Regions from separate parts of the Homo sapiens genome. Here region 2 is linked to region 1. A link is a loop called in an ENCODE intact Hi-C map of the cell type or tissue named here. Cell type or tissue: MCF 10A. All regions are shown on one strand. Each heading gives the region's core, and the rest is flanking DNA. Links, peaks and the distances in the headings are about the cores only.

The links. A loop is a pair of places that touch in the nucleus more often than their neighbours do. Peaks named below come from ENCODE experiments on the same cell type or tissue, not always from the same donor. Only the 100,000 strongest peaks of a DNase experiment are listed, where the experiment ranks them.
Region 2: a loop joins it to region 1, with 9 times the contacts of the local background. A loop is called at or near these places in 47 of 110 quality-filtered maps.

What each region holds. Positions count from the first base shown.
Region 1 is chr22:32,651,692-32,667,756 of GRCh38, forward strand. The region is part of intron 6 of SYN3 (synapsin III); the gene reads right to left. LOC105373002 (a long non-coding RNA gene) reads left to right here. Exons shown (of 4, transcript XR_938176.4): 2 at 2,204-2,242; 3 at 2,330-2,451; 4 at 9,033-12,875. Among named protein-coding and RNA genes, the nearest start is that of SYN3-AS1, 85 kb to the left of the region's middle. RefSeq lists an enhancer at 9,237-10,436. In MCF 10A, for the core only: a CTCF peak has its summit at 8,734 (motif pointing right); a DNase peak (open chromatin) is centred at 8,740.
Region 2 is chr22:32,522,107-32,538,171 of GRCh38, forward strand. SYN3 (synapsin III) reads right to left here. Exons shown (of 14, transcript NM_003490.4): 9 at 15,930-16,004; 10 at 11,687-11,789; 11 at 6,768-6,902; 12 at 5,812-5,899. LOC124905103 (a long non-coding RNA gene) reads left to right here and starts at 9,745. Exons shown (of 3, transcript XR_007068067.1): 1 at 9,745-10,782. RefSeq lists enhancers at 6,780-7,281, 7,282-7,781, 9,585-10,222, 10,223-10,860. In MCF 10A, for the core only: a CTCF peak has its summit at 6,964 (motif pointing right); DNase peaks (open chromatin) are centred at 7,035 and 10,625.

The sequences.
Region 1 (16,065 bases), core at 4,267-12,266:
ATGTTCCTAACCTACACCCTGCTTCCCAAACTGCTACTGATGCTGCAACCAACTCCATCTCTGGGTTGATCCCTCAGATTTACATTAGGGGATGGTGACATATGGGCCTCGTGGCTGCCCTTTCCTCCTCCTCACTTGGGCTGACATTAGAGCAGTGTGGTTCCACCATGAGCCAATGTGTGGAGACATTCTTGGTTTTCACAATGAGGGGAATTGCTACTGGCATCTAGCGGGTAGAAGCCAGGGATGCATCTAATCCTAGAATGCACAGGCTAGCCTCCTGCAACAAAGAATTAGCCTATCCAAAACGTTAATAGTGCCAGAGTTGAGAGGCTCTGCATTAGAGTGTCATGGTTCAGAGCACACTCACTGGAATTTAAGAGGACTGGTTTGATTCCAGACTCTGCCACTTAGGTTGAGACAGAGATGATAATTGTATTTACCCGTAGGGTCATCAAAATAATTAAATTGGGTCTATCAACAACCAACTTCTGCCATCTCCTCCCCGCTAGTCCCCACCAAAATGCACACACTCAATTTAGAACAGCCGGCCAGATTTCACCATGGCCCAGGAACAGAACTCGTATGGGTTCTCAGGCCCAGCAGGTTCTTTGTTCCACGAGCCATGACATGCTTCAGTCCTTCCACGCTAAGGGCATCTTTCCCACACCTAAGTCTGCGATGCAAGTTTTTTTTTTTTTGGAAAAAAAAAAGTTTTCTTTTTTGGAAGAAAACAAAGAAACAAAGTTTCTTTGTTGGAAATGGCTAATTGTTTTGCTTTCATCGTCTCAACTGGGGAGTTGGGTTTGAGGTAACAAAGTTGTGAATGCAAATGGTTATATGCAACTAGGCAAATCAGATTTATATAAAAATCTAATTTTACTAAAGGGAACACTTTCTGGTAGGGGGTGGGGGACCAGCAGCTCAATTCTATGAAGCAGAAGGTCAGTTCCTCGGAATTTATGCTATAAAAACTTAATGCACATCCACAGAATGTCAGAGGAAGTGATGTCAGAGACCATTTTGTCAAACCCCCTTTGAGAAATTGACGCCCAAAGGGAGGGGAAACTTCCTCAGGGTCACTCCCTAGTTAGCGGCAGAGAGGAGATCAGAACCGAGAGGTCCTGACGCCCTGTCCAGGCTGGCTCCACCCCACAGAATTGCCTCTCCCTAAGGGAAATCCCTATGAGCTTAGGTGTCGAGGAAAAGATGACTTCTCCCTACGTTTTCAGTTCAAACCTCACAGTCAATAAGAATTTAATGTTCAGAATCATCTCTTGCAATGGGGCTTTCATTGCACGTGTTTTTTTCTTCTCTTGGCCTAGAGGCAATATTAAAGTAATTCCCTCTGTGGGTGCTTTGCTCCATATGTAAACACATGTCTACCATCTATACACAGGCACATGCATTTGTCATTTCTTCCCAGAATGACTTAATGATTTCCATGTAACGAATATGTTGCAGCTGTTGGTTTTCTTGAGGCTGAAGCACTCAGAAAATCATCAGTTATCAAATTGCTTTCCCATCACTGTTTTTCCCAAACTGGACAAATTTTCTCCCCCTTTCCTTAAAAGAAAAAAAAAAAAAGGTATGATGGGCCAAGATGATGCCCCTTAGGCTTTAGAATTTTTTATCAATGGCAAAATCACGGCTAAAATATCCCTATCAGTTATTTTCTGAAGTTGATGTCTGCCTTACCTTTAAAAACAAAGGCTTGTGCTGCCAATGAAAAATGAAACAAACAAAAAAGGTTTACAAGAAAAGCATGAAAAGGAGGTTAGAAAACAAGGTAAGAAAAAAATGCTAGGGCTTCATTTCCAGCCAAACCCAGAGTCCTTTATGGGAGGGGCTGCAGGGACCAGGCTCATGGTGTATTTTTGGGGAAGCTTCTTTGGAGGAGAATTTTAGTTTGCTCACACATGGCAGCCAGCTTCCAGTCAGAAGATGCAGGAGGTGAAAAGTTGGGGGTCAGGAGGTAGGAAGTGGCTCTGGGGAAGACAGTGTGTTGAGTTAACGGGATCAGGAAGACTCGGGTCCAAATTCTCATAGCCATTTAGTAGCTTTGTAACTTTGAGAAAATGGTTCAACTTCTCTGAATCTCAATTTTTAAACTCCACATACAGAGCCTTTTCTCATTGGGTACTGAGGATTAGAATGAATGCCCAATAAAGGTATCTCCTCTCTCTCCCTGCTTCCTTTCCAGCCTTTTGAAGTCTGAACTCTGGCTGACAGAACGTAAGAGGTAGGTGTGTTCTGTGAACACGTGCCACTGCACCATTAGTTCCTGCCTGGCCTTGACCCCAACACGTTCTCTGCTTACCTGGACCAGGGACAGAAGAAGATCTTCCTGCTATAATGCCAGGGCCCAGTACCCACACTGGGGGCCTGTGGTGCCCAAGGTGTCTCCAGCCAGGCCTATGCCTGAGAGTTAAGAGAGGACACAGCAACAAGGTAAGTCGGCCCAGAGCAGCCTGGACCTGCCAGGTTGCCTAAAGCCCTTTTTGTCTGTTTCATTTCCTCCATCCCACCCTGACACCCACTCCCCTCCCTCCACTTTCTCAGTTCCTTGGTCCTGGCAGTTTTTCTTGTCTGGACTGTACTACTACTCTCAACTCCAGCCTGCTCACTCTGCCACATGTGTCTTCTCAAAGCCTGGCTCCAGTCATACCTGATTGTAAAACATAAATCTGTCAATGGCGACCTCCTCAAGTGATCCCCCAAATCAAGTTCCTTGGCTCTGCCTCCAAAGCCTCCTGTGGTCTGGCCCCAGCCTTATCTTCTGCTGGTCCTTTTCCTGTCCCCTACATGCCACCCAGACGGGACAGCTTGTCCCCTGCCTACGTGGCTCAGAGCCTTTGCCCTGGCTGGGTCACTCTTGGAGGTACTTCTGTCTCTCTCCACACCGAGATCTCATTCATGTCCATATCCAGCTCAGAGACCCTCACAGAAGTGTGAACCCTACTGTGAACTGCACATGCAAGGGAACTAGGTTGAACGCTCCTTATGAGAATGTAATGTCTGATGATCTGTCATTGTCTCCCATGCATGCTTCCCAGCATGCCTGCCTAGCCCCATTCCACGTGTTCGGCAGCCATTTGCTGCTGCTACTCTGGGCTGGGGCCAGGCTCCACCCCTTGATATTCTAGGTGCTTGTCCCTTTCTCTCCTGACATTTACCATGTTCTATGTCCTTTTGTAGTTACTTGTGTATATGTCACATTTCTTCTACTGTTGTCAGCTCTTCTAGAGCAGGAAAGGAAGCCTCATGCATTTTCCCCTAAGCTACAGGGCAAGCATAGAATAATGGAAGAAATTAAGACTTGAAATCACATGACCTGGGCTCAAAGCTGCTATGGTTTGAATGGATGTGTCCCTCCAAATTTATATGTTGTAGCTTAAACCCCAAGGTGATGGTATGAAGAGATGGGGCCTTTGGGAGGCTTCAGAGAGCTGCTTGGCTCTTCCATGTCTCATGCTATGTGAAGACACAGTGTTCATTTCTTTTATGCCACTTCTGCTGCATGGTGACAGAGCAAGAAGTACCCTCTTTGAGGCAGAGCGTCCTCACCAGACACTGAACCTGTTAGCACCTTGAACTTGGACTTCCCAGCCTCCAGAACTATGAAATACATTTCTATTCTTTATAAATGACCCAGTCTGAGGTATTTTGTCACAGCAGCAGGAATGGACTAAGACAGGGGTCTCCAACCCCTTGGCCACAGACTGTGGCCTTGGTACCAATCTGTGACCTGTTAGGAATTGGGCCGCACAGCAGGAGGTGAGCAGCAGGTGAGCCAGTGAAGCTTCATCTGTATTTATAGCCCATTTATACCCCATTGCTCGTATTACCGCCCGCACTCTGCCTCCTGTTAGATCAGTAGCGGCATTAGATTCTCATAGGAGCGTGGACCCTATTGTGAACCATGCATGCAAGGGATCTAGGTTGCATGCTTCTTATGAGAATCTAATGTCTGATGATCTGTCATTGTCTCCCATCACCCCCAGATGGGACCGTCTAGCTGCAGGAAAACAAGCTCAGGGCTCCCACTGATTCTACATTAGGGTGAGTTGTATAATTATTTCATTGCATATTGTGATGTAATAATAACAGAAATAAGGTGCACAATAAATGTAATGTGCTTGAGTCATCCTGAAACCATCCCTCCCCATCCCTGGTCAGTGGAAAAATTGTCTTCCACAAAACTAGTCCCTGGTGCCAAAAAGGTTGGGAGTCGCTGGACTAAGACAAAACCCCAGCTTCACCACTTCATGACCATTGGAGAACTAATCTCCCTAAGCCCAGTTACCCACTCTACTTGTAAAACAGGGGTGCAGGATTATTGTGAAAATGAGAGGATATGGTCTCTGGGAATGCCTGCTGTGTGGTAGATGCACAAAAACCAGTAAGTGTCCTTCCTTTAGCAAGGGGTTTTGAACGGCTCATAATACTACCGTCTACTGTTTCACAAGTATATCCTTCCATTCTGCAAATTTCTGCAGGGCAGGCCTCATGTCCCCTTTCAGCACAGTGGTTATGAGTCAAACATGTTGAGCTCCATTTCTCCATTTCTGACTCTCTCACTTACTTGCTGCTTGACCCTAGGCTAAAGAAGCCTCAGTTTGCTCATCCATAAATTGGGAAAAATAACATAATCTACCTTACAGACTGTTGAAAGGATTAAGCGACATGATGTATATCAAGTGCTTGGTTCGTGGTAAATCTCAACAAATATGAGCTGCTGTATCAGGATAGTGCTTTTGAAACATGATGCAGAAAGAGCTCTCCTTTGCATCTCCTTGGATGGAAACTTACCCAGCATGTGCTTGTCTTGGGGAGGTTGAGGTTTGAGGTGTTAGCAAAGCAGAGTGGTAGCGGATCGATAGTCAATGTTTAACATTCAGAGTAGGACTTTTTGAGTCTGTAAAAGGAGTCTTGTCTTAAGCAAAATCAGAATTTCTAAATTATTTTAGCTGCTATTGACTTAGAGGGAGCAGGACATAGTTTTTTGTTGTTGTTGTTTTGTTTTTTTGTTTGTTTTTTCTTTTACTGGATAGAGCAGCTACCTCTTCTATTCAGGCTGAGCAAGAGGCTGAATGCCCGTAGGAGGAAGACGGGATGTAGGGACGTCCATACCAGAGACAACAAAGAAGAAAGCTTTTCACTGCAGGGCATTGTGGGAGGGAGACAGGGAGAGAGGGGAAGAGAAGTGAGAAGCCCCTGTGTCCATGAGGTCTCTGAGCTGAAGCATTAGCTAAGGGCACCTTGTTGGGTGGAGAAGAAAGCTGGCAAGGTGGGTGGGGAGCTTCTGCCCCATTCTGGCTTGGAATTCTGGGAAGAGATCCCCTCCCAGGCATCCCCCTCCCTACCTACTCAGCATCAGTCTCAGCCTGAGAGACTCTGCATTTGCCCTCCTGAGCCACCCTCACTTCTCTTTTCTTTTTTTTCTTTTTGAGACGGAGTCTTGCTCTGTCACCCAGGCTGGAGTGCAGTGGCGCGATCTTGGCTCACTGCGAGCTCCACCTCCCGGGTTCACGCCATTCTCCTGTCTCAGCCTCCTGAGTAGCTGGGACTACAGGCACCTGCCACCTCACCCGGCTGATTTTTTGTATTTTTAGTAGAGACGGGGTTTCACCATGTTAGCCAGGATGGTCTCGATCTACTGACATTGTGATCCACCCTCCTCAGCCTCCCAAAGTGCTGGGATTATAGGCGTGAGCCACCGCGCCCGGCCCGAGCCACCCTCACTTCTTGTCTGACATGGAAGGGAACCAGAGGCTCCCATAAGCCACTGAGAGAGACACAGAAGTTAGCTGAGACTCAGACAGGGGTGCTGGCCAAGGAAGGTTGTTGCCCCAGGGCCAAATGGCCTTCAACCAGGGGCTACTCGCATTCAGGCTGCCCGGGCAGAGCAGAGTGGGGGTGGCATCATTCTGAGAACAAGGCAGGGCTTGGTAAGAAGGGCTGCAGACTGTGCTCTCCGGAGCCTTCCCTATGCTCAAAGGACACAGCAGTCATGAACTGGGCTCCAGTGTCACTCATCAGCTGAATGCTTGGGACAGGATCAGGCCAGCCCCTCCTCAATGCATGCCAGCCAGGCACAACCAAAGTGCAGACCTACAGCCCCCCAGTGGAGAATGGCCAAGGACCATGTCAGAAGACCTTCACCCTCTCTCCCCTTGCCACCCTAAGTCTCTGGCATTGTGCTGGCACCTTCAACAAACACTTCTCTTTCCCCTCCTGTCTTCCTAGGACAGTGTTTGCATCTTACTCATCCTGAATCTCCCTCAGTGCCCTGCAGAGAGTAAGTGCCTCACACAGTGCTTGATGAGTGGATGAAGGTAGCCTTGTTAAAGCCTCTGGGATGGATTTGAGGACGTTAAAGCATGCTGAGGGGGAGGAGAGAGAAAAAAGGAGGGTGGGCCGGGAGTCGGGAGGAGACCTCTCCATTCTTACGGTGAACAGGCCAAGTGAGGCAGAAGGAGAATAAAGGCAGAGCCTAGGGTGAGGGCAGGGGGGCTGCAGACACCCCTAGAGCCCAGGAGAAACCAAAGGAAGGTGGTCGGTGACGAGCAGGTGGGAGATCCCTGGGTAGGCTGTGCTGGCAGCACCCTGTGCTCATAGCTGGTGTTTGACTTCCCCCAACCCCGCTTTCGGGTGGATGGGTGAGAGAAGCAAGTGTGGCCCAGCAGGCTGCAGAGTGAGCTGGTGTCTGTGAGAGGCAGGGGTCCTCCTGGAGACTGGGCCTTGGGTCAGCGAGGGACATGCTGACCCTGCCTTGGCAGGTTAGAAGCTGGACAGCCAACAGCCCTTCCATGATGGCAAAAATACACATCTCTCACGCTCATTGAAGGCTTTGCAATTTACACAGGCTACAGGATGACTGTGGAGTCGCCCATCCCATCCATAAGGCATTTCAGGCAGGTACCATGATCAACAGATGCTATTACACCCCCATTTGATGAGTAAGGATGTTCGTGGTGACAATGGGATTTAGGGTGAACATGGGGTCGGGATGTGTACAAAGATGAGGGTGCACTTAACTTCCCCTACTGCTAAAAAAGGGACGTTGAGCTGGAGCTTGAAGAATGAGCTGTTGTCCATCTGAGGGAGAAGGCAGAGAAAGGACATTTCAGGCACAGTGAACATGTGTGAAAGGATGGGGGCGTGAGGAAGCATGTTATATGTAGCGATAATAACAGGAATGATTGCTAACATACATTGCGAGCATACCACATGACAGGCGCTATTCGGACTTCACATACTGAACTCAAATCCATTCTCACGACAGCCCAGTCTGGTAGATGCTAGCATGAACTCCATTTTATAGATGAGGAAATGAAGGCACAGGGAATTAAGTGATTTCCTTAAGGTCACAATGAGAGCAAGTGGTGAAGCCAGGACTGGAACCTACTTGAGGGACAGGCGTCCTAACAGTGTAACCAAGGTGAGTAAGGGCTAAGCAGGAAGGGATGAAGTATGTAGCTAAAGAGTTGGAGTGGGGTGATGATAAGGGAAGATATTTAGATTTTATCTAAGAAGCAATAGGGAGCCATTGATGGTCTAAGCAGAAGAGTGTTAGAAAGGTCCATGTGGCACAGGAAAGAGGGAAAATTGAGAGAGAGAATGAAGCCACGAAGAGTGTGCTGGGGAGACAGCCAGATCCTTTATTGTTACATGTAAGCCAGATTGCTTCTTCCATCTGGGTAACCATCACCCACTCTGGAGCTCAACTTCAGAACATGGGTTATACTATTTCACAAACTCTTCCTGGGAGACAAGAGCTCCACCTGGACCTGTGACATGACTGGTACCTCCCACATCACATTCTGTGCACCCAGTAACTGCATTTGGCTCTGTTTTCCTTGGATTGCTAGACATTCTTTACCTCTTTATTTAATGCACTAGGTGGTGTTCCTTTTCACCCTAGGAGCACAGGATAGTATTAGAGTCCTTGAAAAGGTGTTTCAGATATTCTTAGTGGGAAGCTCTTCCACTGGGTGTGACCCTGGACAAATGCCTCCTCCATACTTTTTTTGCTGCCTGTCTTGTTTCTCATATATACATGGGCAGGCAACCTGGATTCTGCCAGGCAACCAGGTGGCAAGTTGGCCCGCCCACCAGTCCCAGTTCTAAAGAGTGGCTGTGTGACTTTGGTGAAGTCACTGTGTCTCCCTGGGATGCATCTGAGAGGAAGGAGGCTGTACTAGACAATACAGGCAATACCTAAACTGTCCTCCAGCAAATCATGTTTGCTGTTTCCAGAATCTTTACTTCCGAGAGTCTAATTTTATTCAATGGTTCAATGTATATTTGTAGAGTCAGGCATGGTGCTAGGGATATGGTGGTGCAAGATAGAAAGAACCCTTGCTATCATTCTCACTGATCATATTCAGTAACTGATCCCATTGAACATCCATGCATTGAGCACCCATTACCTCCTGGATCTGCTGCTAGAGGCTATGAGAGGCATAGAGAAGATGAAGATATGGTGCCTGCTCTAAACTAGCTTTTCCTCCAAGTTCACCTCCTTAAAGGGAGACAGCCAGCTGAATGTGGTCAGGAGGACTCCTTAAAAGGCGCTCCTTTTGCTCATCACCTGTAACTTCAGTCAAATAAGTAGCCGTGCCAAACCTGGTTTCTTTGGGGCATGGCTTCCAGGTCAGTGCGTCTCTGACACTTGCCCCAGGTGCAGCAAAGTTGCGAAATGGACACGGCTCCGTGTGCCCACCAGATGGCGGCATTCTAGCATATTCCCTAACAGCTGGGGTCATTGAGAAACAGCACCCTGTGTTGGTGGAGGGAAGAGACCACTTCCTCTCTAATCCAGGGCCCATTCATACTGATCTTCTGGAAAGTTCTGGGGTTAAGGGGCTGGCGGGGAAGGAATGGTGGTCGGGCAAAGGAAAATGGCGCTAAATGCTCCATCCAACAAACATTTCTGGCTGCCTTCTGGAGCTCCCCTTGTCCCCAAGTCTGCATTTGGTGATAAATTTGCATCATTACTTATTTACCTGTCATTCTCTTTTGTCCAGTTGGCGCCATGTCTATTTCCTCTTGGGATCCATGGTGCCTACGCAGAGTCTGGCCCAGAGCAAGGATTAAGGGTCTTGGCCGAAAAAAAGTGAAGCTTATTTTAAGCAAGAACTTAAAACAGACTCTCACCTAAGGACCACCACCCAGGCGAGGGCTTCTTGGGCCATTAACATCCTTGACCTCAAAGATGGAAATTGCAAGATGGGAGACTGAGAGTGCCGTTCAAGGTTCCCTAATGTGAGCCATTGGAGACATGGCTGGGATCAACTTTAACCTATCTCTGCTCAAAAGGTGTCAACCTTGTCCACATCAGCCAGGATGTCAAGGTGGAGAGGATAGAAATTCCGGATCTGGCTGAGTCTAGTGCCCACCAGAGAAAACTTTGGCCTTTAATCTGGGATTTTTACATCATTTTCTTCTCTAACAGAGGGAGAGAGAGGGGCATGAGTTGGGTCCACCAATTGGGACAAGCAGGTCCAACCTGCTTCTCTGCTGTCTTCAATTCCATTCAGACCCCTACGCCCTGCTGCCTAGCACCTCCACCTTCCCCTCTGGGGCTCCAGCAAAGAGGAAGGCAGTCAGAACCACTCCAAAGGGTCCAATCTCCTTGCATTCCAGCCCTGGCCAAAGTCAGCCCGGGAACAAGTGGAGAGCCCCTCTTGAAGGAAGTGATTCAGAAACCATGATGGCCTGGCGGCCCGCCGTGACTCACAGCACATCAATGGGGGAATTGTCTGTAGAAGCCGAGAATTCCAAAGCTCTTTTCTTTCCTTTCTTACTTACTTTCTTTTTTTTCTTTCTTTCTTTCTTTTTTGCCCTCCCCTTGGCGGCATTGTGCAACAGCAGGGCTGCCCAGAAACATGTGGTTTTCATCATTGGCTCCACAGCTGCCCTAGAGCACTGTGGAGAAAATAAGATGGAGAGGGAACAGGATACAAGGGGACCTGTCGCGGTCAAGCAGGGTCCTTCTCTTTCCCCCCACCTTTCTTGTCAACACCAACATCCTCAAAGAGCATCTGGAACGGAAGGGAATAGAATTTTGGATCTGGGAGAAAACTTAGAGTATGTCTCATCCAATAACTCTATGTACAGATGAGGAAACTGAGGCCTCAAGAGGGGACGTAAGTGGCTTGGCAAATGTCCACAGCCAAGTTGCATCTTGCATCTTGCTGCAGTGACTGACTTTTCTTAGCCTCCAAGTCAGGAAATGTAGTTTGACAAAGGATAATTTTTTTCCATGGAATGTGACAGATGAAAAGTCATACCAAGTTTAGTTATAAATCTCTCCATTGTCCCTTTCCCCTTATCTACCAGTCTAGGGAGTCTGTTTTACCCGGAGTCATCTGTGGGGACACGTGCAAAATCTAAAGGTCTTTTTGCAGTTGTCATCTGATTGGTCATCTCTGTAGCATGTGAATTAATGTCCACAGGTTTCCAGGTATTCCCCCTATGCATCCACTCCTACCTCTGCAACGTCTCCTTTTCGGCATTCTTTTCTCCTCCCTTGGCTCTCAGATGCCTTAGTTCTATAGGGCTGTCTTATCTTAACTCATATCCATGTTCACGGTTTCAGTGGCTATCATTCAGCTGAGGACTCCCAAATCTTATCTATAGTCTGTTCATCATTCCTGAGCTACAGACGTGTACATACAGCTGCCTTCTCAGTGCCTTTCTTGGATTCCCCAGATGGAACTCATCATTTCCCTCCATAGCTCTTTGACTACTTTGATTTTATTACCAAGTAACTATGGGACCAATATAGTCAGTGTTCCAAAGCACATGCTTTGGCATCTTATTGACCTGGGCCTGACTCCCAGATATGCCACTTAACTGGCTACGGGTCTTTGGCCAAGTTACTGACCTTTCCAAGTTCCTCATCTGTAAAATGGGGGTAATAAAAATACCTACTTCATAAGGCTGTCATTAAGAGGAAATGAGTTAATACAATAGCATTAACACAATGCCTGGCACATAATAAATACTCAATTACTGCTGAGCTGTTATTTTTATTATGTACCTCAGCATCCTCCCAACTTGAGCCACACTGAATTCTTAGCACTTAAAATATTTACTGACCACATATGTGTTCCAAGCACTGTGCGTGGTATAGAATTACATGAGTGGATAGATGAATTTTCTGTTTTAAAATTGCCTTACAAAGTATCCCCATTTTACAGATGAGGAAGACAATCACTTTCTGAGAAAAGCAAACAACCAACCAAGAGATTCCCTCATGTTCCTTCTTACTAGCCAATAATTTATACTGAATATGATGACACAGAAAAAAAGAAAAAGGTAGGCCAATTCATAGTTCACTTTTCTTTTAGTCCTTACTTACTCAACAGTAAGCCTCAAGTAGAGGGGGTTGGAAGAATGTGTGTGCATCCAGAAGTGAAATAAAAACAGTTGAGTTAGTTTTGTGTAGCATGGTTGTGTAAGAGGAAACCCCTTTCGCTTGGCTCTCATTTTCTCTTGCTGCCGCCATGTAAGACGTGCCTTTCGCCTTCTGCCATGATTGTGAGGCCTCCCCAGCCATGTGAAACTGTAAGCCCATTCAACTTGTTTTTCTTTTCTTTTCTTCTCTTTTTTTTTTTTTTTGAGTCTCACTCTGTCGCCCAGGCTGGAGTGCAGTGGCGCCATCTTGGCTCACTGCAAGCTCCGCCTCCCGGGTTCACGCCATTCTCCTGCCTCAGCCGCCCGAATAGCTGGGAGTATAGGCACCCACCACCACGCCCGGCTAATTTTTTGTATTTTTAGTAGAGACGGGGTTTCACCGTGTTAGCCAGCATGGTCTCGATCTCCTGACCTCGTGATCCACCTGCCTCGGCCTCCCAAAGTGCTGGGATTACAGGCATGAGCCACCACGCCCAGCCTAAACCTCTTTTTCTTTATAAGTTACCCAGTCTCGGGTATGTCTTTATTAGCAGTGTGGGAACTGACTAATACAGCATGTAGGAACTATGAAATATGAATTGTGTAATTTTATTGATTCTGCTTATGAGTTCAATGTTTTCATATTTGCATTTAAAATTTTGCATTGCACAATGTAAAAGTAAATGGTAAAATCCACGTGAATAATGTAAAATTTCATTTATTTATTTTACCTAGAATGATATTAAATAGCAATTAAAACAGCATTATGACAAGTCAAGAGAGAGATAGTGGAAGGAAAGAAAAAGCTTTATATTTAGTATCTTTAACAGCATTCCCCCCCCACACTGCACATTTTGAAAAAGGGATCCTGCAAATTATGTAGCCATCCCTGACTAAGATAGGGAAATGTCTTTGAATTTTAGACTTGAGAAGAGACTATGAAAAGTCTCTCAGAGAACCCTGCTCTGCTCACCACCCATCATATTGTATGTGAAGATGGTAAGAGCTACAGGGAGTCTTAAGGTCACACAGGGAGCAAGTAGATAAACCAAGACTGGTGCCCATGCCATCTGACTCCATTCCTTCCTAGTCTAGCATTCTTCACCTAATGTGTGCTCTTCCTTCTGTCAGAAATCCCACCTTATGACTTGGAGATAAGATTTCCCCTTTGCAATTGAAACCATCCAATCAGTACTTGGCTGATGATGTGCAATTGATATGCCTTCCATCCAAGGCCAGGGAGACTTGGCCAGCACTTGGTTAAAAGTAATAAATAGTTTTCAGGGGAAAATCTAGTGGTCGGTGTTTTAGTCCTTGTCTTTCTTGACCTAACAGCAGCATTTATTTATTTATTTATTATTTTTTATTTCCATAGGTTTTTGGGGAACAGGAGGTGTCTGGTTACATGAATGAGTCCTTTAGTGGTGATATCTGAGATTTTGGTGCACCTGTCACTCGAGCAGCATACACTGTACTCAATTGGTCGCTTTTTTTTTTTTTTTTTTTTTTTTTTGACAGAGTCTCGCTCTGTCGCCCAGGCTGGAGTGCAGTGGTGCGATCTCGGCTCACTGCAAGCTCCGCCTCCTGGGTTCATGCCATTCTCCTGCCTCAGCCTCCCTTGTAGCTGGGACTACATGCGCCCGCCGCCAAGCCCGGCTAATTTTTTGTGTTTTTAGTAGAGACAGGGTTTCACTGTGTTAGCCAGGATGGTCTCGATCTCCTAACCTCATAATCTGCCCGCCTCGGCCTCCCAATCTGCCCGCCTCCACCTCCCAAAGTGCTGGGATTACAGGCGTGAACCACTGCACCCAGCCTAATTTGTAGTCTTTTATCCCTCAACCCCTCCCACCCTTTCCTCCCGAATCCCCAAAGTCCATTGTATAATGTATAATTCTTTTTTTTTTTTTTTTTTTTTTTTTTGGGGCAGAGCCTGTTCTGTCACCCAGGTTAGAGTGCAGTGGTGCCATCCCGGCTCACCACAACCTCTGCCTCCTGGTTCAAGGGATTCTCATGTCTCAGCCTCCCACATACCTGGGACTACAGGCATGTTCCACCACGCCTAGCTAATTTTTGTATTTTTAATAGAGACAGGGTTTTGCCATGTTGGCCAGGCTGGTCTTGAACTCCTGGCCTCAGGTGATCCACCCACCTTGGCCTCCCAAAGTACTAGGATTACAGGTGTGAGCCACCACACCTGGCCCATTGTATCCTCCTTATTATGCCTTGGCATCCTCATAGCCTAGCTCCTACTGATGAGTGAGGAACATATGATGTTTGGTTTTCTATTCCTGAGTTACTTCATTTAGAATAATGGTTTCCAATTCCATCCAGGTTGGTGCAAATACCATTATTTTATTCCTTCTTATGGCTGAGTAGTATGCCACAGTGTGTGTATATATATATATATATATATGTCTCACATATATCACAGATTTTTATCCATTAATTTCATTGATTAATAGGCATTTGGGCTGGTTCCATATTTTTGCAATCGCGAATTTTTAGCAGCAGAATTTAATCACGCGCTCTTCTGTCAAACACTTGTGTGTTTTGGCCTTTAGGACCCAACCTCCTACCTTGCTGGCTGCCCTCCCTTAGTCGCCATCACAGATTCCCCTCTACCTTCCTGACTTTGTATCAGTGAAGTGTCTCAGGGGTCAGCTCTCAGACCTTTTCTCTTTTTCTGTCCATACTCATTCCTTTAGTAACCTCATGTAGCCTAATGACTCTTAACACTATCTATATGCTGATTACTCATCTGTTTATACTTCTAGCCCTGACCTCTCCCTGAATTTGTTCTAACATGTCTAACTGCTTTCTTGACATCTGCACTCTGATGTCCAACGAAATCACACACTATATCTGTAACTGAGCCCTTGAATCTCTCCCCCAGCTCCAAACTAAGTCCTACTTCAGTTAATGGCAGCATCAGGTCAAAACCCTGCGGCTCTCTCGATGCTTTCTCATCTTTCACACCTCACACCCAATCCATGAGCAAATCCTAAAGCCTCTACCTTCAAAATACATTCAGAATATGGTCATTTTCCTCCACCATTACTGCTTCACCTTGGCCCAAATCACCTGCATTATGCCAGTAATCTTTGAATTGGTCTCATTTTGGTCCTCATCTCTCTTTTACCCAGAAGGGTCTCCTTGAACCACATGTCGGAGTGTGTCACTCCTCTATTCAAAACCTCTCAATAGTTTCTCATCTTACTCTAAAGAATAACCCAAACCAAACAATCCAAACAAGCCACAGAGCCTGACACCTTCAGGCATTCAGCACCAGGGCCTTAGGACTTCAGCTCTCTTGTCCCCTTTGTCCCCTCTCTCACTCTGCTCTGGCCATGTGGCCACCTTGCTCTTTCTCCAACTCACTGAGGACTCTCCCACCTCAGGCCCTTCGTCCTTGCTGGCCCTCTCCCTGGAATGCTCTTTCCCCAGGAATCTGGAAGGCTCCTTCCTTCACCTGCTATGGGTCATTATCAGATGTAACCCCTCTCATGAGGCCTTCTCTGGTCACCTTGTTTAACACGGTGGCCCCTTCTGCTCCCCATGCACATTCCCCATCTCCCATCCCTGATTTTTATTCCCCATAACACTTATCTCCATCTAACATGCCATCCAGTTGACTTTATTTTCTGTTCATTGTCTGTTTCCCCCTGTTGGAATGTAATTGCTTATTTGTCTGTCTTGATGTATTTTGTTCAAATATCTAAGCCTGCCTTGCGGTGGGCTGTGGTCTAGGTAACGTGATGGCCAAGGATTTACCAAGGAATAATGAACCACCTCCCCACCTCGACCAAGCTCCATGAATGTCTTTGACTCCATATTCCAGCCTCTACCTGGAATGTCCTTTGTCTGTTTCTCTGAATACCATGCCATCCTTCAAGGTCTGGTTGAAAAGTGATCTCCTCACGGAACACAAGGTCAGGAGATCAAGACCATCCTGGCTAACACAGTGAAACCCTGCTAAATTATGCCCCTTTTTGTTTTATTCACAGACTTTAGAACCAAATCTCAGGGTAACATACAATCTCTCTTCCTTCCTTCCTCCCTTCCTTCCTTCCTTCTTTCATTCCTTCTCCCTCACTCGCTCACTCCTTTCCTCCCTTTCTTTCTTCTCCATTCCTTCTTCCTCACTCACTCACTCCCTTCCTCCCTTGCTTCCTTCTTTCATTCCTTCCTCCTTCCCTCCCTCCCTTTTCCCCTTTCTTTATTCTCTCTTTCCTTCCATCATGCTTTCTGTAAGACTGAAGGGATCATACTATGTATATCATTTGACACTTAGTTTTTTTCAAGATGACAAATATCTTGACATATTTTTCTATCAGCATGGAGTAGCCTATAGTACTAAAGTTTATTAAACCAGTCCCTGCTGATCACACAAAAGTATTGCAAAGTCTTGGCACACCGTCTTTGCGCACTTGCTTAGGTTTTTGGGTAGGTCAAGTTCCTTAAAGTGGGTTGCTGGGTCAAAGGGGATGCACATTTTTATTTGCTAAATTGCTGGGTTGCCTTCCAAATCCATACCACTGTATACTTTAGTATGTGTTCATTTTTATCTCCATAAGGCATCATATAAGAGAGCTCTCCTTCTGCATTTCGCTTAGGTTTTTGGAAAAGTCAGTCAGTCAAGGTCGGGAAAGAAGAGGATCG
Region 2 (16,065 bases), core at 2,721-10,720, 130 kb before region 1:
ACAGACATGAAGCTTATTAAAAGAAAATTTCACTTTTACTGAGTTGAAATGAACAGCAAGTTCAAAATAATAATGTGATTTGTTAATTGGGGAACTCAATGAAAGCGTTGTTTTTCATTAGCCTTGTTATTTTTAATCTGAGCGTTAATTCACTGGGCATTTTCTTTAATTACCTTAATTGGTTTTAAATTGATTGTTTTTCAACTCACTAAAAGTGTGTTTAGCCTCATTTCCCTTAAAATAATATCTCTTTATCAAGCATGTTTTACTCTGGGCCAGAGAGGAAATCAGAATACAGTAGCTCTCTGTTTTAAAACGGCTCTGTTCAAATGTGCTTTTAAAAAGCAGGTCCCAGGGCAGAGGGGAAAGGAGGGTGTGGGGCAGAGGCACAGCCAGGAGCCTGGTAGAGTGAGGAATATGTAGTTTCGGAACACTTATTACTATAGAATTCTTGCTGGGTAACGGGGCACTGCATTAGTTACAAGGATTGTTAATAATAAACATGAAAAGCAATATGTATAAGACACACGTTATTAATAGTAAGCATTATGTCATAGTTATTCGTAGTAAATTATTAGTAGTAAGAACTGACACCTTCTACGCACTATCTCTGTGTCTGATGCCTTGCTAATTGCTTCACCTGCATTTATCTCATGGACAAGCACCCCATCCTTAAACATGGAAGCTGTTATTTCCTCCTTTACACTGAGGAAACTGAGGCCCCGAGAAGTAATATGACTTGCCTAACACTGCAAAGGCAGTGAGATACGGAACTGGATTCAAACACACTAGATCTGCCTGAAGGAGAATACTAATGTGTATTTTATACAGGCATACCTTGTTTTATTGTGGTCCATTTTATTTCAGTTTGCAGATACTGTGTTTTTTCTAAATTGGAGGGTTGTGACGACCTTGCATTGAGCAAGTCTGTCAATGCTGTCCTTCCAACAGCATGTACTCATGTGGTGTCTGTGCCTCACATTTGACAATTGTCACAAATTTCAAACTTTTAAATTATTATTATATCTGTTATGGTGATCCGTAATCAGTGATCTTTGATACTACTATTGTATTAATAATTGTTTTTGGGTGCCATGAACCACACCCATATAAGACAGTGAACTGGCCGGGCGTGGTGGCTCATGCCTGTAATCCCAGCACTTTGGGAGGCCAAGGCAGGCGGATCACAAGGTCAGCAGATCGAGACCATCATGGCCAACATGGTGACGTCCCTTCTCTACTGAAAATACAAAAAAATTAGCTGGGTGTGGTGGCATGCACCTGCAGTCCCAGCTACCCGGGAGGCTGAGGCAGGAGAATCGCTTGAGCCCAGGAGGCAGAGGTTGCAGTGAGCTGAGATTGTGCAACTGTACTCCAGCCTGGGCAAAAGAGCTAGACTCCATCTCAAAAAACAAACAAACAAACAAACAAAAAAAGACAGTGAACTTACTTGATAAATGTGTGTGTTCTGGCTGCCCCATTTACCAGCCATTTCCCTATCTCTCTTCCTGTCCTTGGGCCTCCCTTTCCCCTAGACACAACAATATTGAAATTGGACCAGTTAAGAACCCAATAATGGCCTCTAAATATTCAAGTGAAAGGGAAAGTCACACATCTCTTACTTTTAAATAAAAAAACTAGAAATGATTAAGCTTAGTGAGGAGGGCATGTTGAAAGCCAAGACAAGCTGAAAATTAGGCCTCTTGCACCAGAAAGTTAGCTAAGTTGTGAATGTGAAGGAAAAGTTCTTGAAAGAAATTAAATGTGCCACTCCAGTGAACACACAAATGATAAGAAATCAAAACAGCCTCATTGCTGATACGGAAAAATTTGAGTGGTCTGGAAAGAAGATCAAACCAGACGCAACATTGCCTTAAGCCAAAGCCTAATCCAGAGCAAGGCCCTAACTACTTTCAATCCTATGAAGGCTGAGAGAGGTGAGAAAGCTAAAGAAGAAAAGTTGGAAGCTAGCAGAGGTTGGTGGGTGAAGTCTCAGGAAAGAAGCCATCTCCATAACAAAAACTGCAAGGTGAAGCTGCAAGTGCTGACGAAGAAGCTGCAGCAAGTTATCCAGAAGAACTAGCTTAGATTATTGATGAAAGTGGCTGTGCTAAACAACAGATTTTCAGTGTAGATGGAACAGCCTTCTATTGGAAGAAGATACTATCTAGGGCTTTCATAGCTAAAGAGGAGAAGTCAATGCCTGGCTTCAAAGCTTCAAAGGATAGGCTGACTCTCTTGTTGGGGCTAGTGCAGCCGGTGACTTAGAGTTGAAGCCAGTGCTCATTAACCATTCTGGAAATCCTAGGGCCCTTAAGAATGATGCTAAATCTACTCTGCCTGTGCTGTGTAAATGGAAAAACAAAGCCTGGATAACAGCATAGTATTTCCAATATGGTTCATTGAATATTTTAAGCCTACTGTTGAGACCTAGTGTTCAGAAAAAAGATTCTTTTCAAAATATTACTGCTCATTGACAATGCATCTATCCACACAATAGTTCTGATGGAGATGTACAAGATAATTTTGTTTTCATGCCTTTTAATACATATCACGTCTTTTAGTTCATGGATCAAGGAGTAATTTAAAATCTGAGGTCATATTATTTTAAAAATACATTTTGGCCAGGTGCAGTGGCTCATGCCTGTAATCCCAGCACTTTGGGAGGCCGAGGCGGGTGGCTCACAAGGTAAGGAGTTCAAGACCAGCCTGGACAACATGGTGAAACTCCATCTCTACTAAAAATACAAAAATTAGCTGGGCATGGTGGCGCGTGCCTGTAATCCCAGCTACTTGAGAGGCTGAGGCAGGAGAACTGCTTGAACCAGGACCCGCGAGGTGGAGCTTGCGGTCAGCCGAGATTGCACCACTGAACTCCAGCTTGGGCTATAGAGCGAGACTCTGTCTCAAAAAAAAAATTTTTTTCATAAAGCTATAGTTGCCATAGACAGTGATTCCTCTGATGGATCTTGGCAAAGGAAATTGAAAACCTTCTGGAAATGATTTACCTTTCTAGATGCCATTAATAATATTTGGGATTCATAGGAGGAGATCAAAATAGCAACATTAACAGGAGTTTGGAAGTTGATTCCCATCCTTATGGATGACTGTGAGGGGTTCAAAACTTCAGTGGAGGAAGTAAGTGAAGATGTCGTGGAAATAGCAAGAGAACTAAAATAAGAAGTGAAGCCTGAAGATGTGATGGAATTACTGCAGCCTCGTGATAAAACTTGAATTGATGAGGAGCTGCTTCTTATGGATAAGCTAATAAAGTGACTTCTTGAGATGTAATCTACTCCTGATAAAGATGCTATGAAGGGGCCGGGCGCAGTGGCTCATGCCTGTAATCCCAGCACTTTGGGAGGCTGAGGCGGGCGGATCACGAGGTCGGGAGATCGAGACCAGCCTGGCAAACACGGTGAAACCCCGTCTCTACTAAAAAATATACAAAAAATTAGCCGGGAGTGTTGGTGGGCACCTGTAGTCCCAGCTACTCGGGAGGCTGAGGCAGGAGAATGGCATGAACCCGGGAAAGCGGAGTTTGCAGTGAGCGGAGATCACGCCATAGCACTCCAGCCTGGGCGACAAGGAGACTCCGTCTCAAAAAAAAAAAAAAAAATGCTATGAAGATTGATGAAAAGACAACAAAAGGATTTAGAATATTACGTAAACTTAGTTGATAAAGCAGCAGCAGGTTTTGCGAGGACTGACTTCAAGTTTGAAAGAAGTTCTACTATGGGTAAAATGCTATCACACAGCATCACGTACTGCAGAGAAATCTTGTGTGAAAGGGTGAGTCAATGCATGCAGCTAACTTCACTGTTGCCTTATTTTTATAAATTGCCTCAGTCACCCCTTGCTTCAACAACCAGTACCCTGATCAGTAAGCAGCCATCAGTATTGAGGCAAGACCCTCCATCAGCAGAAAGGTTACTATTCACCTAGGGCTCAGACGATTGTTAGTAATAAAGTATTTTATCATTAAGGTATGTACTTTGTTTTTTTCAGACATAATGCTATTGTACTTAAGAGACTACAGTGTAGTGTAAACATAGCTTTTATATGCACCAAAAAATTTGTGTGACTCCCTTTATTCTGATATTTACTATATACTGGGGTGGTCTTGAACCGAACCAGCAATATCTCTGAGGTATGTCTGTACACAGTTGTGTACAATTATACAATTTCCCTTTTCTTAAAAATATCTCCTGCTTTTCCAGAAGGAGAAACACAAACAAGAAAAATGAATGGGACATTTTATCTAAGACCTGTGGAAGAGGAAGCCATTTGGTGGCCAAGGTTGACTTTTTTTCACAAAGTAATGAATCTGTTGCTTTTAATAATAGTGACTGGGAAGGCCACAACATGATAGTAATGCCTTCTTTCTGATATATATATATAATTTATTTATTTTATTTTGTTTTTTTGAGATGGAATCTCCCTCTATCGCCCAGGGTGGAGTGCAGTGGCGCAATCTCGGCTCACTGCAACCTCCGCCTCCTGGGTTCAAGCGATTCTCCTGCCTCAGCCTCCCGAGTAGCTGGGATTACAGGTGCACACCACCACCACATCTGGCTAGTTTTTTTGTATTTTTAGTACTGATGGGGTTTCACCATATTGGCTAGGCTGGTCTCGAACTCCTGACCTCGTGATCCGCCCGCCTCGGCCTCCCAAAGTGCTGGGATTACAGGCCTGAGCTACCGCGCCCGGCCTCTGATAGGTTTTTAAGAAGATCCTTAAAAGATTGCAGCGAGACTGCCTGCTTTGGTTTCTTGGTGCACAGGTGCTCTGAAGCTCCATGCTGGTGCCAGAGCGAGTGTGCCCAGGAGGTTTTGATTGCAAGAGAGGATACGGGGCGGATTTCTCTCAAGACTGCATGCAAGAATATCAGAGCAGCTGATATTCTTTGAGAAAGTTAGTTAGCCATTGCCCTGATTGCTTTTCATCTTTTTACAATAGTTTGTCCATTCTCTAATAAGTGGTGGAATGTAGTAATGCTGGAATATATTTGAGGAGGAATTTCAATGGCCAAGGTTTTATAGATGATCTTCCCTTTTTCTATCTTTCTTACTCTAGCTGGTCGACTCACAAATCTATCATCAGGCACCACTCATTGAAATGAATAAACACTTCCTAGGTTTGAAAGGTCTGAAAGGCCAGACTTGTAAATCTACCATTTTCTGCCTCCTTGGGCAAAGCCTCAACTTTTACCTCGCAGTAGAAAGGCTCACGCCTGTAATCCCAGCACTTTGGGAGGCTGAGGTGGGCGGATCACCTGAGGTCAGGAATTTGAGACCAGCCTGGCCAACATGGTGAAACCCCATCTCTACTAATACTACAAAAATTAGCTGGGCGTGGCGGTGTGCACCTGTAATCCCAGCTACTCAGGAGGCTGAGGCAGGAGAATCACTTGAACCTGGGAGGTGGAGGATGCAGTGAGCCGAGATCGCACCACTGCACTCCAGCCTGGCGACAGAGCAAGACTCTGTCTCAAAAGAAAAAAAAAAAAAAGGAAATAATGACATTTTCACTGCAGGACGGCTGGGAAAATAAAAGTGAGAAAATAGGTGGGACATTCCCTGGCACAGTGCTTGGTGCATATTAGGTTCTTAATAAATTAACCTTCTATTTCCCTTCTCCTTTCTTGACTTTTTAAAGAGTTTGACCAACCCCATAGTCTCATTCATTCTGTGGATAAAGTATTCAGGTGCATTTTCCCAGAGCCCCTTGTGGGAATCACATGTGGATCCCTCGGTGCATTTCAGCACCCTCACTGCATGCTTTCTTGCAGTGGCTCGTCCTGGGTCATACCTTGCGGAGGTGGGCGTGGCTGGGGCTGGCCTAGCTGAGGCCCCAGCTGGGCTTGCCCTGGGGATTTCGCTGATTTAATCTGTGGAGCCTAGAGCAGAAGAGAAAAGAAGCCTGTTGGTATCACCACAGCCCTTTACTTCCTGGGTGAGAGGGCAGCATTTATGAAGATCTTTTTATCATTGAGAAGAGACTCTTACACATAAAGTGTACAGTTCTGGAGTATACAGTGTAGTGAAGTTCTATATGTGTATACGTCGGTGTAACCACTGCCCAGATCAAAACAGAGGGCATTCTCTGCGATAAAGCCTGCCCCGTGCCCCTTCCCAGCCAGCAGCCCCGTCAGTATAATAACTACGATTCTGATGTTTGTTATCATAGATTACTTTCTGTGGGGAAATCTGGGGTGGGAGGTGGAAGTTTGGGGACTTGCTTTTACATAAAGCTGGGGAGCTGGCAAATTCTTTGGAGAGCAGTCTGGTAATCCATGGTGGGAACTGTGGAGGGGAGGAGCGACGTGGGAGCTCATCGAGGTTGGGGAAAATGGGAGACACAATAGCGTCCATTGACTGGTTCCCTGGGAGCACACAGAGGGCTTGTGTGTCCATATGCTCTCGCACACGCACGCACACACATCCTGCTCAGGCCCAGCACCGAGGGCACAGAAGGGACAGCAGTCGATCATCTCTGCCCACAGTGCCCAAAGGCCATTTGAGACAAGATTGTTCTCCCCAGGATGGTGAAGAAGGGAAGGGGCCTCTGAAAGCCTCCTCAATTCACTTACTGGGGCAGGCTGTGAAAGCTCTCCCCAATGTCTGGCCTTCGTCCACACCCCCATTCCTTCTCCCCAAGGTGGTTTCTTCCTGGGGGTATCCCCTTTGGATCCAGGGGCTCCCCATTTCCAGACAGCCTGGCATTTCTCATGGCTATAAAGTCTCCTTTGATCGTGAGGGTCTTACCCAAGGTCTGAGGGGGGAGGGCGCTGTGCCTCCTGGCATCGGGAGCTGGCTCATTTTGGAGACAACAAGGTCGGCCATCAGCTGTCTGTCCTCTTCCACATGCTCTCCAATCAGCGGCATTGAGCTGTCCATTACCTGTGGGGAGGAAGGGAGAGCTGAGGGACCCCCATGCCAGGAGAGATGGCGGTTGGGCATCACATCCCAGAAGTGGGGGCTCAGGGCTCAGGACAGAAGTGACCACCAGATGGCGATGTCCTCCATGCAAATCACCTCCAGCTGGGACTGGCCGGCAGCGACATCAGTTCCCTTCGGTTCAGTCTAAACCACTCCCTGGAGGTAGTTCAATTCGGCCCACGTTTGCTGGATGACAGCAATGCGACAAGGGCCAGGGAGCCTCTGCCGACCTTTTCTGTGCTTTTCTTTGGGGAGCCGCTCTCCGCCCCCTCCTTTCTCACCCTGGCCCCCTCCCAGGGTCGGGGCTGGCCACCTCTCCTTTGGCCCCAGGTCAAGGCTGCTTTCCACAAAGCAGAAACAGTAAAGGTGGGGGCTTGATCATGACAAAAATATGACGCGGGCTGGAGTTGACCCAGGGTTCAGAGGAAAGAGGGAAGAGGAAAGGCCTGTTTTCCGAGGCCCTGGCAAAACACAGGCGGGAGGGAAAAGCATTCCACAGGGAGCTGGGCTGTTCTCAAAGTGCTTCTATCGGGAGGAACCTGAGGGATCCGAGTTTCCCCTTCTGCTGTTTTTACAAATAGAGCAACTGAGGCCCAGAGATGGGAGGGGACTTGCCCAAGGTCACACAGGCCAATGCTCCACGTGATTCCCTGGGCATGGGAAGCTATGGGAGATCTGGAAGGGGTGTCTGTCAGGCCTTGGCGCATCTGCGGAACAGCTGGCCGCGTCACCCTCTCTGCTCCACTGCAGGAGTCGGCGGCCTGCATTCACCCACGCCACCCCATCAGACTCACCGTCTTGTCTCCCCTGTTCCCACGCTCTGGACATATTAGGTTTTCTCTCTCCTCCAGGTTCTTATGTAATCCCTCTACCCACTCCTTACCTGGCCAACTCCTTTCATCCAACAGGGAACAGCTAACTAGGTCTTCCTCCAGGAAGCCCTCTCTGATAGTGCAAGCTCTGACGAGCCACCTGACAACTGTATCCTGCCGTTCTCACCTGGTTTCACACGGGACAGCTTATCCACGGCACTGTCACCCCTTGCTTACTATGTCTCCACCACCAGACTGGGAGCCCCCAAGGTTAGGAATGGGCCCCGTGTCCTGCTAAGCAGGTGTGCCCTCCACAGACACCTGTTTAGTGGAGGAATAAGACGCCCTTGTGATAAGCCCGGCTCATAAGGATAAGGATACTAAGAAGCGCCGTATTTTATGGGGCATTTCCTACGTGCTACGCTCTATTCTAAGCATTGGGTGTGGAGGATCTCTCATAAACCTCAGAATAGCTCTTTGAGGCAGTACTATTATCCTCATTGTAATCAAGAGGAAGCAGAGGGTCAAAGAAGTGGCAAGGTCAAGGACACAGCACTGGCAACCCACGGTCCTCCCACTGCATCAGGCTAATTCCCACCAAGCACTGGAACAGCACACCAGGGTAGGAACTGAGAAGAGGGAACCTGGGTTCCAGGCTTGGCTTCTGCTGTGTATTTGCTCTGTGATCTTGGGCAAGTTTCTTTTCCTCTACGGGCCTATTTTTTTTTTTTTTTTTCTCAACAGTGAACTGAGGGATCTGGGCAGCTGCTAAGACCCTTCCAGCTGGGACTTGTAGGGATCTGTGAGTTTAAGCACCCACTTTGATTAGGAAACTGAAAAGCTAGCTTAAGAATGTGAATACTGGCTGGGCGCGGTGGCTCACGCCTGTAATCCCAGCACTTTGGGAGGCCGGGGCGGGCGGATCACGAGGTCAGGAGATTGAGACCATCCTGGCCAACACGGTGAAACCCCGTCTCTACTAAAAATACAAAAAAAATTAGCCGGGCGTGGTGGCAGGTGCCTGTAATCCCAGCTACTCGGGAGGCTGAGGCAGGAGAATCGCTTGAACCTGGGAGTGTCGGAGGTTGCAGTGAGCCAAGTTGCTCTATTTGTAAGAAGAGCAGAAGGGGAAACTAGGATCCCTCAGGCTCCTCCCCATAGAAGCACTTTGAGAATAGCCCAGCTCCCTGTGGAACGCGTTTCCCTCCCGCCTGGGTTTTGCCAGGGCCCCGGAAAACAGGCCTTTCCTCTTCCCTCTTTCCCCTGGCGACAGAATGAGACCCCGTCTCAAAAAAAAAAAAAAAAAAAAAAAAAAAAAAGAATGTGAGTACTGCTTCTAGCAGGGTCCTGAGCTCTGCGCAGGTCGTACCTGGGACTGAGGCCTCCTGGATCCCAGCGCCCCAGACAGGGACAGTCTCTCAGTCACCACTGGCTGAGCTCTGACTGTGGAGTCTGCCGCGAAGGTACACAGGCTTGCTGCACCCTGCCTGTCCTCTCTCCCCCTGCCCCTGCCAACCCCATTTTATTCTGGTCTCTGTTTCCTACATTCCCTGCAGTGGAAAACAGCCACCGCAAGGAACCTGAGGTTCATTTTGGAATCCCCACGGTAGAGACAGCCAAAGGAAGTGGCCACCCTCGTCTCCCCAGGGAAACATTTTTCCAGTGAGCAATGTCATTCCCCGGACAAGGTCAGAGAGGACAAGTTCAAGGGTCTTTTCCCCTGAGTATTTCACTGTGAGCCTCTTCACAAAACATTTCACACACATTTTCAGTTCTCACCACAGAGATGGCTGAAGAAACCAGTGTTTTGGGATCTCTTCTGCCTTTTTTTTTTTCCCTTACTGGGGGAAAATACCTTTTATATTTCTGGTAACAAGCTTCCCATCTCCCCTGACCCCACTCCAAACTCAAAAGCAAAGGAAACAACTCTGCAATGTTTCTGCGAGGAAAAAAAAAATCTGAAAAGCTATCTTTCATTTTTCCCCTGGAACATTCTTGGGAGACGTTGTTTTCTTATTTTTTGAAGTCCGAGCCCACTACTTTTACTTTTTTTTTTTTTTTTTTAATGTGAAAGGTCTTTCATCCCCAACCCTCTGAATGGCTAAAGGCAGGAAGCCTGAGCCCATGAACACAGATTTTTTTTTTTTTCCCTAAGACTGAAAGCTGAGACCCGGAGAGGTAGGGGCTCACAGGGGACAGAGAGACTGCTGGTGCAAGGGAGGAGCTGGCCTTTGGGGGTCAGGGCAGTCCGGGAGCTCTAGGAGACAGGGCCCCTGCTCTTGTGTTTGCAGTTGTACTGTGTCCACCTGGCTTGGGGGCTGGCTCCTGGAGCAGCGGCTCAGTGAATAAACAAATGAGTGCGTGTGTGCCAAATCTGGGTTCATGTCTGGTGGTCCCCGTGAGGGGATGCAGAGGCAGGAGGACCTGGTGGGGTCTCAGGAGCTGCCGTGCTGGGGGTTCCTGCCCCACCTCTGGGCTGAAGCTCCCAGAAGGCGAGGGACCGGCTCCTCCAGGGAGCAACTGTACAGGTCAAGGAGTCTGTTCCCAGCCCCTTCCATGGCTCCTCCAAGTAGGGGCTACTTGGGGAACTTCAGGTGTGGTGGCGGCCAGAGGGAAGGCGTTTCCGGGCCTTGAGAGGAGAGCTGTTCTCCAGAGTGGGACTAGGTCTGCTAATGCAGATGCAGCTCTTCCTGCAGGAGCTTCCTGGCCTCTCTGGGGAGGAGAGAGGGGCTGTGTTCATCCTGGACTCCCTCCTCCTACCTCCAAGGCCTGGGTGTGAACACCCTCCTGGCATGACTGGGCTCCCACCCACTGAGTCACCTGGTCCTGCTTGGCCGTGGGCCCCTGGGGAGCGAGGCAGACATGAGAGACGGGAGGACCGGCTGGCTCCTGTGGTCACCCCAGCCATGTGCTTCCCATTAGCCGCCCACACCCCGGGGAGGGGACGGCCGCAGGGCTCTCCCTCACGTGTCCTGGCCTTGTGTCAGCACCGCCCATGGAAGGAGGGGGCTGGACGCGGCACTGGAGCTGTGAGTGTGGAGATGGGAAGTTATGGCGGACTCTGAGGCCAGAGGGGCCTTTTCAGGGGAAAGCAGTGGAGAGCCATGGGACATGGAGTGGGGGGGCAGGGAAGAAGAGTTGGGGAGGGGACGGGAGGGCTGTGGGACCGTGAGAGACACTGGGAAGACATGGAGGAGAGGTGGGGGTTAGTGGGATACGGGGAAACAGAGAGAGGAAGCGGCGGGGATGGGAGGACTATAGGATTGGGAGAGGCATGGGCTGCTGGAGGGTCTTGAGAGAGATTCCGGGACCCACAGCCCCTCTGTGAGCCCTCTGTTACCATTCTGTTTCCCTACATCTTTCCCTCTATTCATGCCCCTGTACCATTCCATCCCCCTTCCAAATCCTCAATGCTCTGCCACTGTTTCTCACCCTCTCCCCTGCCAGCCTGCACACCCCATGTCTATTATGTCCACGGCTGTATCCCCAGAGCCACACCCATGCTTAGCCCATGGGAGCCCCCTAAGGCCATGTTTGTTGAATGAACAAATGATGGACTGTCTGCATGGTGACCAAGGAAGGTGCCCATTTCACATGCTTGGACACTGGGGAAATGGAAGGGGCCCCATGGGACAGTATCTTGTTGACCCTTGACCAGATGCCCTTTCCTTCCCTTAGGCCTGTGGGTTGGGGATGTTGTTCAACCTCGGGCCCTGAGGTCTCCCGACTCAGTTCCAAGTCCCCAGGCATGAAGCCTTTCGATGCCTCTGAGGGTGGGAAGGAGCCTCCAGAAGCAACTCACTGAGGCCTGGGTTGCGTGTGCCCTGGAGCCAGGACACAGCTGATGGTGCCAAAGACCATGCAGGGATTCCCTCCCCCTGGCACGCCTGCCAGGCTGGACCAGCCAGGAGGACTCCCTGCTTCATCCCTCACCTCGATGATGTAATCTCTGCCATCCTTGCTGTGGACAGCCTTGACGGCACAGATGTCCAGGCCGCCAAACATTTCCGAGCAGCTGTCCACCCACAGCCTGTACCTGCAGGGACAGATGGACAGACAGTGAAGTGGCCTGGGAAAGTGGGGAAGCGGGTAGAGGGAGAGAAGTGGATTCACATGGAAAAACAGGCAGGGAGGGACAGTGACTCACACATCCAGACGGCGATGGAGAGAGACAGAGAAGCAGCAAGAGAGACAGAAAGACGGAGAGAGAGTTGGAGTCCAACACGCAGAGACAGAGAGGCAGGGAGAGAGGCAGGGACACACATGACAGTGAGAGAGAGACCCAGAGAAAGAACACGAGAGAGCCAGGAAGGAGGGGAGAGAGGCAGGGAGAGAAGGAACCAGAGTTGGGAGAGGTCTCCCCCGACCCCAGGACTTGCTGGCTCTGCAGTAATGGGGAGCTTGCCCTGTCCCCATCCGGAGTCATCCTGGACACCCAGCCACCCCTGTGTCCCTTTTCCCTTGGGAAAGCTGCTCCAAGGGCTCCAGAAGTCCCTCCAGGCTGCCCTTCCAGTCCCAGCCCTGGCCGGACAAGAGGCTGTGGAGGACAAAGGGTGCATTTTTCCCAGGGCCCGGGGCGGGTGGGCTGGGGAGACTGGCAGGCTGCTTCTGCCTCGCCCAGGGGGCCTGGCCCTCTAGACCCACTGCTTTTGTTCCCTTTCCAGCCACTTGATGTCTGCAAGGCCAGTTTGCTTTGCTGGGGACAGATCTCAGCACTGGACTCTGACCCTGCAACAAGGGGGTGGTTGTATGTGAAGAAACTGTTCCAGCTTTGCACTTAGCTTCCCCTGTGGGCTGGATTTGGGAGTCACAGGGGACTCTGTGTCAATGTTCTTGCTTCTCACTCTCCAGGGTCACACGGGGCACGCCTACTCTCACATCGCTTTGCGTCTCTGAGCCACAAGTGCTGGGATGAGGAGGGACTGTGACTGGAATGCTCTTAGAATGGAGTCTCATCTCATCCACCAAAGCCTACTGAGGCCCAGAGAGGGAGGGTGGCTGGTCCAGATCACACAGTAAGGTGTAAGAACACCAGGATTCCCTCGATCTCCTTGACTCCCAGTCCAGTTTTCTCATTCAGCTGTAGCACGGAGCATGTGAGATCATCAAATAAAAAGAAGGATGGAGACTCACACCCATGGAGCTCCTGGTATGTTCCAGGCATTCTGGGCCCGGGGGCTGACTCCTCATTCCCTCGAATCCCAGCACAACTCTATGAGGAAGGTTTTAACCCATCTTACTGATGGAGGAACAGGCTCAGAGCGATGATTAAGTGACTGTACCGCTTCCAAATCCAGATCCTGTCTGATTCCAGCTTCCAAGCAAGCCACCCTTCCTCTCATTCTGAAGGTGCCCCAGCCCATCCATTCTCACTCAGCATGGGAGACCAGGGACCTACATTCTTGCTATTAATTCCTTAATAATTTTGGAAAAGCCTCTCCCTCTTATCATAAAATGGGAAAGCCTAGATCTGATTCTGGTTGTACATCAGAATCACCAGGAGAGTTAAACGCACAAACAGCCAGACTTGGGGCTCCACCCTATGTTAGAGTAATTTCTATAATTTTTTAAAGCTTTTCATGTGATTCTGATACGTGGCCACGTTTGGGGACAACCTTGGGTCCTTGGAGCTCGAAGAATCCTCTGGGCTCTCTGATCAGGGTCCTCGTTTTTGGCCCCAGTGGCTGACTTGTGGGTGCCACACACAGGGTGAGCTCTGCCCTGAGACACACTCATAAATCAGGTTTCTTCTCAATGGAACGTGGAAATTTGAGCTGAGGTCCAGAGGCAGCTGTTTCCAGAGGCTGTTTTGAAAGGATGAACCTTGGGGTCCCCTGCTGGCTACGCCCCATAGGGCACAGGCATCCCAGGGTCTAGGAAGGGGCTGCAGGCGTACAGCAGCGTGAGAGTGCTTGGAGAATCGGGGGGGGGGCCCTGCTCCCCTCCTGCCAGGTGGGACTAGCACTGACCAAGCGACATCATTGGTTTTGCCCAGGAGTCAGGCCACCTGGCAAGCAGGCGAGCCAGTGGAGGGCGGGGTCAGGCCCTGTGTATGAGTCCCTGTATGGATTTTGCTCCTGTGGGGATAGGACTGGGGATCTCTCCAGCCCAGACCCTGGAGTTCTGCCTGTGATTGGAAAAGGGAAAGTGGATTCCAGGCCTGGGCAGGCCCACTCCCACGTTAGGTTCCTCCAGGGATGGCCCATGCAGCCTGGGACTTGGCAGAGCCAGGGATAGGTGGCCTGCTGGGGACATCTGTGAGTGGCTCAGGAGGCACTGGGGAAGGCTGGGCTCACATTCCGGAAGGGCCATAGAGAAGATGGCCACGACTGTCCCGTGAACACCTGTTGGGGGAAGGAGGTGACTGCCTCAGCCACATGATTCAGTCGTGCCAGGTCATGAGCGCAGCCTCCAAGAGACTCATTAGCACAGGTGGGTTCCCAGGTTGAAGGTGGCAGCTGCCCCCTGGGGTTGATGGGAAGGACAGGTGTTCCTCCCTGCCAGGGGCTGGTTCTGGATTAGGTGCAGCCCTCTCTCATTCAGTCCTCACACCTGCACTCTGACTTGGGTATTACTACTGCTTTCGTTTTGCAGTTGAAGAAGCTCAGAAAGCATGAGCATGCCTAAGGTCACACTCAGTCTTTGTTGCTGTAGGGGATGCTCCCACTCCAGTCTCCAGGGGTGCAGACCTGACATAGGCCTCCAATCACAGCGTTGCAGTGTCTTGGGCCATAGTGATTGGTTCAGGGATGGTCATGTGACCTAAGCCAGGCCAACCAGTACATATGGCTCAGTTCTAGGCTTTGGTTGAAATGACTGGGAAACAGAAGTTTTCCTTCTTTTGAACCTGACACTGTGAGGATGAAAGCCTGGAGCCACTGTGTGCCACCATGAAATGAAAGAGCCTGCCTGGATGAAGCCAACACACAAAGAAGCTGAACTTGGGTGGGCAGAGGAGGAGCCTTAAGGCCTTACCTGACACTGTATATCTGGAGTCGTCAGTGACATGAGCCAGTAAATCCCCCTTTCTGCGCAAACCAATTTGGTTTGTGTGGTAGCCCTTGCAACCGATACAGAGTTCTTAGAGGGAAGGATTGGATTTTTTCATCCTTTAGCGCTCAGCACAACATGGCCTGCAGTAGGTACTCAATAGGTGTTTACTGAACAGAGCTTTTTGAGTTCACAGCCCATGCTCTGTCCATTGCTATTGTGTGGCTGCTAGCAGAGGTCACAGGGCATGCAGGCAAGAAGGTATGTATGTGGCAGGCCCTGAGACCAGCTGACTTGGCCCTTCGACCCTTCCCCCCCTTTTTTTTTTAAACAGAGTTTTGCTCTTTTTGCCCAGGCTGGAGTTCAATGGCACGATCTCAGCTCACCGCAACCTCCGCCTCCTGGGTTCAAGTGATTCTCCTGCCTCAGCCTCCCGAGTAGCTGGGATTACAGGCACCCACCACCATGCTTGGCTAATTTTGTATCTGTAGTAGAGATGGGGTTTCACCATGTTGGCCAGGCTGGTCTTGAACTCCTGGCCTCAGGTGATCTGCCCGCCTCGGCCTCCCAAAATGCTGGGATTACAGGTGTGAGCCACCGCACCCGGCCGGCACTTCCTTAAGTGGGGCTGGCACACAGTGTCTAAAGGGAGAAAGACCGAAAAACCCTTCAGCCAGAGAGCATCCCTAAAACATGCATGATTCATGGGACGTCAACCTTTCCCTATTCATATTGAGATGGAAGGACGCTTGAGAGAGAAGTGGACTCTCCAATATGCCTGGTCTCCTAATAATGCTTCCTTGCAGCTGTCAGAGCACAGGAGGGACTGGCCAGGGCTTCCTGACCTCTTCCTATAGCAGCTGGTCAGGGCTGGAAAGACCTCGGACTTGGAGTCATGACATCAGGGTTCTACTCTCAGCTCTGTCATCAACTAGCTCTGTGATCCTAGACAAATCACTTCCCCTCTCTGAGTTTTCTTCTCCCATCTGTAAAATGGGGTTATTTTAATACCTGCCCTGTAGGTTGCTGTGGGCAGTGAAGATGATCATGTCTAAAAAAGTGCTCTGTGGATGGTGAGGCACTGGACGGAGGGCGGAGTGGCCTTCTCTTCAGGGCCTTTTGTTGCATTCCCCCTTCAGCTCCTACTATGGCCAGTGCCTCTCCCTACACCTCCTTTGTCTCTTACCTCTCTGTCATGGCCACCTGCTCCAGCATGGCAGAGCCTGTGTTGGCCTTCCAGTTCCCAGAGATGGAGGTTCTCCTGTACCAGAACAAACAACACATTGAGGGAATTAGGGACCCTCGTCACTGATCTGCTTTCC